3 separate regions of the Homo sapiens genome follow, and all the other regions are linked to region 3. The links are chromatin loops, found by intact Hi-C in ENCODE. Cell type or tissue: Calu3. All regions are shown on one strand. Links, peaks and the distances in the headings refer to the core of each region. The heading gives the core; the rest is flanking DNA.

Evidence for each region. Hi-C counts contacts between places; a loop is a spot of excess contacts. Peaks named below come from ENCODE experiments on the same cell type or tissue, not always from the same donor. Only the 100,000 strongest peaks of a DNase experiment are listed, where the experiment ranks them.
Region 1: a loop joins it to region 3, with 15 times the contacts of the local background. A loop is called at or near these places in 14 of 110 quality-filtered maps.
Region 2: it touches region 3 in a loop (2.4-fold over the local background); 5 of 110 quality-filtered maps call a loop at or near these places.

Annotation. Positions count from the first base shown.
Region 1 is chr3:77,317,978-77,321,142 of GRCh38, forward strand. All of the region lies in intron 2 of ROBO2 (roundabout guidance receptor 2), which reads left to right. Among named protein-coding and RNA genes, the nearest start is that of ROBO2, 280 kb to the left of the region's middle. In Calu3, for the core only: no CTCF peak of the experiment used is centred there; no DNase peak of the experiment used is centred there.
Region 2 is chr3:76,673,244-76,676,408 of GRCh38, forward strand. It overlaps a transcript of ROBO2 not described here. Among named protein-coding and RNA genes, the nearest start is that of ROBO2, 370 kb to the right of the region's middle. In Calu3, for the core only: no CTCF peak of the experiment used is centred there; no DNase peak of the experiment used is centred there.
Region 3 is chr3:77,036,775-77,039,939 of GRCh38, forward strand. It overlaps a transcript of ROBO2 not described here. Among named protein-coding and RNA genes, the nearest start is that of ROBO2, 1.7 kb to the right of the region's middle. In Calu3, for the core only: a CTCF peak has its summit at 1,791 (motif pointing right); a DNase peak (open chromatin) is centred at 1,837.

The sequences.
Region 1 (3,165 bases), core at 210-2,709, 280 kb after region 3:
TTGCGAAGAAGGTGGGGTGATTTATTTTATTTTATGTTATTTATTTATTTTATTTTATTTCATTTTATTTTAATTTTATTATTTTTTTGAGACAGGGTCTTGCTCTGTCGCCCAGGCTGGAGTATAGTGGCATAGTCTCGGCTCACTGCAACCTCCGCCTCCCGAGTTCAAGCGATTATCGTGTCTCAGTCTCCTGAGTAGCTAGAATCACAGGCACCTGCTATTTTTGTATTTTTAGTAGAGATGGGGTTTCGCCATGTTGGCCCGGCTGGTCTTGAACTGCTGACCTCGGGCGATCCGCCCACCTCAGTCTCCCAAAGTACTGGGATTACAGGCGTGAGCCACCACGCCCAGCTAGTAATGTAGTTTTATGACTGATCACCTTATGTACTCTTCCAATTCTCAACTTCTATTAATAAAAAATAAAAGAATATAGATAATGCATTAGAAACATCTGCTGCAGGGAACTGTTTTACCATTACAGATAACGTTATGAATACAAGTATTTCTGTTATTTATATTTGCCATTATGTCTGTTCTGGAATATTATCAAACCAGAATTATAACTAGCAAGAGACTATATAAATTAAAATCACACATTTTAAAGTAAAACTGAAGTTGGTTCAAACTAGGACTCCACCACTTGAGCAAACTACTTAGCACAAATTACTTAAACCTCGATGTTCTCATCTATAAAATAAGGGGTTTACAAGGTCAACTACTAAATTAGATAATACATGTAAAGTGAAATGCCTAAATACAATGCCTAGGATACAGTAATTGCCCTGTAAGTTGTAAGTGCTACCATGAACCAGCCAATGATCTCTACTACATACTATGATTGAGAAATTAAAGATGGTTGAAATTTTATATAAATCGATGTCAAGGTAATATTATTTATGAAGTTATTGTACTTCAGGTCATCATGATTGCTTTAGTGCATTTGAGACTCTTTTCTTAGATGACAATGGTTCTAATCCATCTTCTATCAAAGTCTCTATTTCTCCATTTAAATCTGGCAGATCCGTCTTCTAGAGACATGACCAAGTCAATGATTTTGATTAGTCTGTGCTCCTTACCCAATATTACAATACCTGGAAAGTAATTATGTTTCTATTTTTCATTTTAATCTGCTCTTACCATATTGACAATATGGGCAATGGCTAAGTCCATTATGAGTTTAATTGCTTTATGTGCCAGGTGTTCGGAAGTTCATTCTTTGAATCTAATGAAAGTAAAAGATAAAGTCACAGAACTCTGGTTCATTTTATGCATACATTATTCTAACTTTGGATAAAGAATTAATCATTCTTTTACATCCTGTATTGTTTAATGTCTCCCTTGCCCAGAAATAAGGATTTTTATCACAGTGACTTCAGTCACTGATGAGGCATACATACAGAAATCTCCTGTTAAGTAAGATTAGAATTTGTCTTTGGGCCTTTTTAAAGTTTCTGCAAACTGATAACCCAATTGCTCATGCTGATTGACAGAACAACATTGAATATCTAAGTAGTCTAGGCCTTTGTCTGGTCATTAGAATTTGTCCTTTTGAGGACCATTGGCTGGAAACTTTATACTACAATTGAGTGTGCTATGAGTAAGACAGCTTCAATTGAAGCCTCTGAAGAGGAAAGGAAAATAACAAAGAAGACGCTTTTGTATCTTTTTCCATTATCAATAACGTCAATATAGAACATGCCTTTTTTCATATGAAACTTCAATATGAACTTATTCAAATGACACTCTGGCTATGTCATAATGTCTGCATTCTCCAGGTATATATGAAACAGATTTTAATGGATGTTGGGTGGCTTCCATTCACCCTTTCATATTTGAAAATGCACTTAGAAACTCTGTTGAGAAAGTTGCTTATGCTATTGGTCCTCCTTTTCTGTTGTTGTTCAGTCTGCCCCCAAGTGGTAGAGAGCCTAAAAACCCAAAAAGATAACAACGTGGTCAATCCATGACTTATCAGCTGCAATTGTATGCCTGATTGATTTTTGTTGCTATACAACAGCTGAACAATTCGAAATTTATCACATGGAATATGAATTCACCTGTTCAAATCATGGTAGTATAATAATTCTTGAAATTGCAGCTGCATATTTTAATTCATTACACCAAGTAAATAAACTTCAAGACATTCAGCCACCATTCATGAAATAGATTTCTAAAGGCTTATGTGGGGATCATTTTCTTTCTCTTACCCTCTACCCTCTTGTTTTAAAACTCCTCTCCCCACCATGGCCTTATACTGGAAGACATTTTTACTCTTGATTTCTAGCAATTGCTGGCTGGTATTGTTGAGTTTTAATATTTCAGTGTGATTCAGAGCTCTGACCATTTTCAAGTTCTTAGGAGCCCTCTCTTGTCTCATTTTTAAACATGGCCTTTGGGGAATGACAGTGATTGTGACAGATGGTAAAGGAATAAGATTGCACTTTGGCGCTGCTTCTGTCTTTGCCTCTTGATCTTTTCCCACTTTCTCAAGGCAAATTATAGATTTCCTTTTGCCTCTAGAGGGACGCAAATTGCAGTTGCCAGTTATATGGTTCTTTGTTTCTCTTTCTAGCTCTTAAAAAAAAAAAGAAGGGCTCTTATTTAATTAAACATTGTCATTACATTTATTGTTGATGAAAGGTACTGATTTGTATGTTGGCCAAATATCTGACCAGACAAGGGAGAGGACTTGTTGAACTACAGGCAAAAAAAGAAAAAGAAAAAAGAAAAAAAACTTTTGTTGCGTTTGAAGGTAGCTTCCCTCTAGTGGCAAAAACTGGTACTTCACTTGTAGACTACAAGCGATTTAAAAAAATATATTTTTTGTTATCTCTTTTTAAAACATTATCTGATATGTGTAATGTACATATCACACATTTTAATGAATGTGGCTTGCAACTAAAATCGAGTTTCCTAAAAAGTTTAGAAATCTTTTCAGTTACCAAATTCATAATCTTAGGTATGCAAAGTAGGCAAGGTACTTTACTGTCCATTTTGTTCTTCAGTAATCCCACACATACAACACACAATTCCAGATGAAAGGATTCTAGTTGACTAAGAAGATAGTTAATAAAGGGGTTTTAGATTTTTTTCATAATTTATTGGGTCGGAGTTAACTCAAGCGGTTACCTCCTCATGCCGGACTTTCTATCTGTCCATAAT
Region 2 (3,165 bases), core at 210-2,709, 360 kb before region 3:
CAATGACAAAGTCTTATGGGCTCTGCTTATCACAGGGATTCTCATACTTCATTGAGATCGGAAACATCAGGAGAGTGTTAAACCACAGAGGGCTGAGCCCCACCCTCAGAGTTTCTGGCCAGGCAGTGGTGGGTTGGGTGAACTCTGAGAGTTCGCATTTTTAACTGGTTAGCAATACACGAACAAGTCCATTTTCACAGGAGTCTTGTGGACATTTTACTGGCAAGGAAAGGCAGGTACAGGATTTAAATACGCTTCTATGCTTCAACTTTCAGAACCATTCATATGTTTTAAAATGTTGAAAACAATGTCATTCATAGTAAATAGAAATCAAGAAATGTTAACTTTTAAAAACGCTCAAAACAATTATGCGTCAACTATCACTGGCCTCATTTTCAGATTTAAAAAAGTTCAGATTGTGGAGAAGAAGGATTTTCTTTCATCATTATAAGTTTCTAGGACCAATAGGATCGTTTTTTTTTAGCAAGGTGAAAATGAAAATAGACCCAAAATTCAAAGATTTGTTAGTGCAAGTCAAGAATAAATAATAAGCTTCACACGATAATTTATTATAAGTAATTCCTTTGGTTTAACTTAATTTTTTCATTGATAATGCATTCCCTTAATCACCAGAAAATCAATATAACCTATTTATTAGACTTACAGTCTTATAATGTGATCTATGTAATAGAATAGAATGGATGAGTTGAAAATGTTTTAAATCTAATATGGAAAGTTAGCTGGTTTTAGTGCTGTCTTTCATACATTCAGAGTTGGAACTCCCCCTCTGAACGTGGCTTTGAATGTTAAATTGTCATTCATTTTATATATTCTAGCCAATCACAAATTTCAATCAGAGATAACTCTTAAGTAATACATAGTATTTTCTAGAAATCTACATTCCAATTGATACTCTGTAAACAAAAGGGGAAGGATGGAACTGGAGGGATACATCCAAAACTAAATCCATTCCATTATCTTTCAAAAATCAAAATGGAAAAATTAAAATCCCAATAAACAAAATATAGAGATATTTTGCCTTTCTTAAAATTGCAGAGCAACTCGTCAGATGCTGATAATCTTGGAACGGCACTAAACATGGCAGCATCCCCCAGGTGGGAAAACGTGTAGTGCTGGGCACCAGGTCACTGTCAGCACTCCCCATCCCAGGATCAAGCAGGGACCTCACAAGTCTTCATCATTGGCTGTCATGCTTTACCCAAGGGAACCCAGCTGGACCCTGAGTTCCAATTGACGGCAGTCTCTCAAGTCCTTTCCAAAAGATTTTACAAAGATAGAAAGTGAGAATTTTCTAATAGAGACTGTGTTTTCTAACCCTAGCCCACCTCCTAGTTCACACACACACACACACACACACACACACACAGAAACCTGTAGAAAGTGCAAATTAAATAGCACAAACAAACAGTGCTTCTCAAACTTTAATGTGTTTAAAAACCAGATTCTGAATTGGTGGCACTGGGGTGGGCCTGAGATTCTGTCTGCGTTTCTAACGTGCTTCCAGGGGCTTCTCCAAGGTGGGCAACCACACACTCACTAGCAACGCCTTCACACCTAGGCTTTGTTTTTGAGAAAGTCTGGCTATTTCTTTTAAATCAAACTCCACCATGTGGCGAAGTTTAAATTTCTGGTATACAATGAGTAGGAAAAAGCAGCAAAAAAAAACCCACACATGAAAAAAAACAAACAAAAAGAAACCTTTGTGTTGTTTAAAGCAAAGCATAGTAGCTCCTTTGGAGAGCGTCATAAAATATTAATTGTGTTTAATTTATGGAGAATAGAAGTAGGAGAGGGCTGAAAAGCAGCCCATAGCCATAGACTATTCTTCAAAATATAAGGGCACAGCATTGGCTGTCTTTAGTAAAAATCTCTGAATTAGTTGCATGTCTCTCTGACTAGAAAGTTCCAACATGCCTCTGCAAATGTCCCTGAGTTTCCTCCAGGGGACAATTTTCCTGAAGGATACGAGGAATTAGTAAAACCCCTTCCACTGGTTCTTGCAAGGACTAGCTGAGAAAACAAAGTCTCTAAAGCAAGCTATATCCTTGCCACATTCCCAAGTAGAAATCAGAGAGTACTCGAAGCAATTTACATACTGCAGAAAAAATCTTACATTTCTCTAGAGTTTTTGCTCCCTTTGAGAACAATGATTTTCTCCCCAGGGGGGAAAAAGAAACGAAAACACATTTACAAATGCATATGGCATTTTATATATAACCTATATAGCCATCATGGAAGGGTTCATGAATGCTTTGAAGTCCAGATCTTACAATGACCTGCAAATTAACCCTATGTTAGAATCCTCTATGCATGAAGCCTTCCTAGACTAGGGCTTAGAGTTGACAGACTTTGACAGGACTTAATTTTATAGTGTGTCCTACGGGACTATGGATCAACCCCAGGGTTTATTTAGACCATATTCAACAAAAATTCTGAGAACAAAGGTTTTAAAAGATACAATATAGCTTTGAGGAAAAAAGACCTCCTCTTCTAAGTCTCAGAATTTAAACACGTTAAGAGGATTTTTTTCTTAATATTCCAAATGTACAAAAGTCATGGGGAAGACATAAATTCATGTTTGTTTCTGCATTTATTGAAGGCAATTTTCCAAGTGGCTGGTTGAAAGAGTTATAAGACCATGGACATATAGCTTTAAAGTATACTAAGATTTTTTTTAGTTGTTTCAAAATTAATTATTTAAAATGTGCCCTTGCCATTAAGTGGATACGGTGAATTTATTAACACATTGTCATAATCAGAACATATGCTATATTGTTAAGTTTTTTAAAAGGGAAATTTAGAAAGCAAACATGTAGGTTGTAATTACATTATTGAATAAAAATAAAACAAGTGATATGGTTTGGCCATGTCCCCACCCAAAATCTCATCTTGAATTGTAATCCGAATTATAATCCCCACGTGTTGGGGGAGGGGCCTCTTGGGAGGTGATTAGATTATGGAGGCGATTTCCCCGTGCTGTTCTCATGAGAGTGATTTCTCATGAGATCTGATGGTTTTGTAAAGGGTTTGCCCCTCTTCACTTTGCACTTCTCCTTCCTGGCGCTTTGCACTTTTCCTTCCTTGCTTCACCTTCTGCTATGATAGTAAGTTTTCTGAGGCCTCCCTAGCCCTGCAGAACTGTGA
Region 3 (3,165 bases), core at 482-2,981:
TCTGTATCTTAAGCTCTCTGATGTGGTGGTCATGGGGCTTCATTGTTCTAAGCCATTGCTGTTTCTTTTTGGCTTAAGGAAAACCTTAATTTTTTTTTTTTTTTGCTAAAGCACTGCTAAAATTTAATTTCCAACTTCTACTAGAAGCTTCAGATTTTAAAGACTTTCCTTTAATTAAACATTTGGAGTGAGAAATCCATTTTTTATATAGGCAGTGCTCACTAAAACTGTCTTAAGTGTAATTGAAATATGCACATTTTTCTAGTATAGATCTTATCATATATCTCAGAAGGTAATGTCTTTGTTCTTTTGGAATTAATGTTGTCCATAACAAATTTCTGTCTGGCGACTCGTTACTGTTGCTAATTTAGTGTGAGATGTTTGGTCATAATCCTAAACTATCATTTGGGATGAGATTGTTATAAAATAATGGTTTTTTAGTCACATTTCATATCAAATGAGACACTGACAGAGCATTCTTTTAAAAAACCAGTTATGAACTTGACTACAAGAAAAGCAGAAAACATGGATTCCAAAATGTTTTGGTGAAGACATTATTCCATAAGGTAGCTAGTGTATGGCAAACAACAACAACCACAACAACAAAAGCCATTTAAAAAATGGCACCAGTCTAAAATCACTGGCTTGCTTTGTCACTTTTAATAGGTAAAGTAGTTAAGAATGCAAAATGTTGATGCTTGGTAAAAAAAATGCCAATATAACCAAAGCGATTTCCCTTATACAAAGCTCTTCTCTGTATGATGTAATTTGTCATACCCTACACAAGGATAACTTTCTATGAATAGGGCAACATTTTCTGCCCTAAAGGACCATGGCAATTGGTGGTAGGCTGATCTCGCCCAATCTATCCCTTCTGTTTCCCACACACACTCTTTCTGCCTCTGAGTGATTTTATAGTTTACTTAAGGAAAGGCATTTACAGATGGTGAGTCTATCAAGTATAAAATAGAATCTATATTTTGCCTGATAAATAAATAGTCATGAGAAAACACTTCTAGTTGAAATCCTCCAATGTCTTCCTTTCTGTGAACCATCTTAAAATTAAGGGTCTTATAAGTCTATATGATGTGTTAATTCCTGCATTATTGTATTAGGAAGACTATTTTCCGAATATCTTAAAAATTTCACCCGCGTAAGGAAATTTGCCCGAGATAAGCTGGTGGTGTGTATTATTTGGAGACATGAGCTAGACATTGTAATCCTGAACTGGGTAAACCAAGCCCAAGTGTTTAAAATGAAAGTTTTCAAGAATTTTAATTACTTTCCTTTTCCAGAGATAAAAGAGATGTTAATAGCGCACTTTTGGATGTTTCTAAACCACAGTGTTATCCAATTTAGACGTATTGGACCTTTGGGGTGGGTTTCTCCTTAACGGTTAAGCCTTTTTTCACGGGGTGCTAAAACAATAGCACATTCAGAATTATTATAGTGAGAATTCAAGTGATTCAACTTTAACAACCGAATGCACTTTTTTCTTCACAAGTAAATACTGTAGATTAAAAGTGTGCAGAAATTACTCTTAATGCTTTACAAGAAGAGTGGTTGTTTTATTCTTTCGCAAGACTATTTCATTACCGTAATTTTCAAGCATGCCGAGGTGTCCTAATGTCTCTTCTAATTGCTTGAATGTCGCTGACCTTTTTTTAAAAGAACACACAGCGCCCATAATATGCAAGGGAGACCTAAGTTAAGTAGCAGCACCAAAACGTATCCACCAAACAAAGGCTCTTCCTCAGACGGCCCCTTCTGGAGAGAACCTTTCCTAATATTTTCCAGTAGGGGGAACTAAAGACTCACCATCCAGCATTTAGCTCGGCTCGGGGACCTGCGTGAGTTCCTATAAGCCGCCTTCTCATCATCTGAACAAGCATCAAACGGCTACCAGCGAGCCTGTGATCACACGTGGGCCCGGCCGCACCGGGGCACCGCCGACACCGGCACCCCTTTGATCTAACGTGACCTTCCTTCATCATCCCCGGTCCTGAATGGCATCCTTTGGTAGTCTTGGTCTTAATTTTCAGAGTTTTGTCGTCTTTGGGCTGAAATTCGGCTTCTTTTTGAGCTTCCATGAGCTCAGCTGGGCTTTCGGCTTTCCACACCCAGAGCCTATGTTTACCGAATTTCCTTCTGGAGGTGCTGGTCCCTGGAGGGTAAAGACTTCGGGGATCCCCCTCCCCCAAGCTCTGTGATCCCCGCTTCCCCGTCCTTAGCATCTTCTGTGGAACTCCCTCGCCCTGCGCGATCGCGCATCAAACTCATCGTGGAGGGGTCAAAAGGCAACTGAGTAACATAAGAGGGGCTGCCTCCCCTTCCTCCTTCCCTTGGGGATGCCGCAGGGGGCCATAGATCTTGGCTAAAATGAGCCGCTGGAGGTTAGAGAATTCTGCCCCCTCCTTTTTCTCCCCCTTGTGCTTTTGAATCATATAGGAAGCATCTACACACAACCTTTCCAGTCCAAAAGGTGCTTCTATTTCCTTTCCTTTCCTTTCCTTCCTCCTACTCGGCTTCTCATCTGGCTAAAAGGTGAAGAGTGAGTGAGTGTGTGATTTTAACGCGTAATGAGGCTGCGCCCTGGGTCCTGGAGGCTGATCTTTTTCAAGAAAGCGCGTGCAGCTCCGGCAGACGGAGGGATGAATAATTAGGAAGGGCTTCCATGAAATCACTCACGGAGAAAATTACCTGCCCATTAAACGGGACGCGGCGAGGAGCAGGAGCCTGGAGCCCACCTATCCCCTCCCGAGGCGGGAAGGAGTGGGCACCCGGGGGCGCGGAGAAGGGGAAGGAGTCGCCCGGTGGCCTCGGCCCTCGGCAGCCGGCGGGGCTCTCCGAATTTGTTCATCTCCGTCCCCCCGGGGACTCTCGGCTCTCCAGGACCCCTCCCCACTCCCCAGCGGGCGGGTGGCCGAGTCCGGAGGTTCAGGGCTCCGCGCGCCCCTCCTCGCCCCCGCCCCTCCCCGGGCCGACTCCAGGCAGCTCTCATTCCTCCCCTCCCCTCCCGCCTCCTCGCCTTCCCTCCTAGAAGTCCTTCCACCCGCGGCAGCTGCCGGAGGAAGCGGACGCTCTGCTGCGAGGCTGCGGGGGCTGGACCCGGGCGAGGGGCCTCAGCGCGCCTGGCGCTGGACTGAGCGCTCCCTTTCTCCGCCG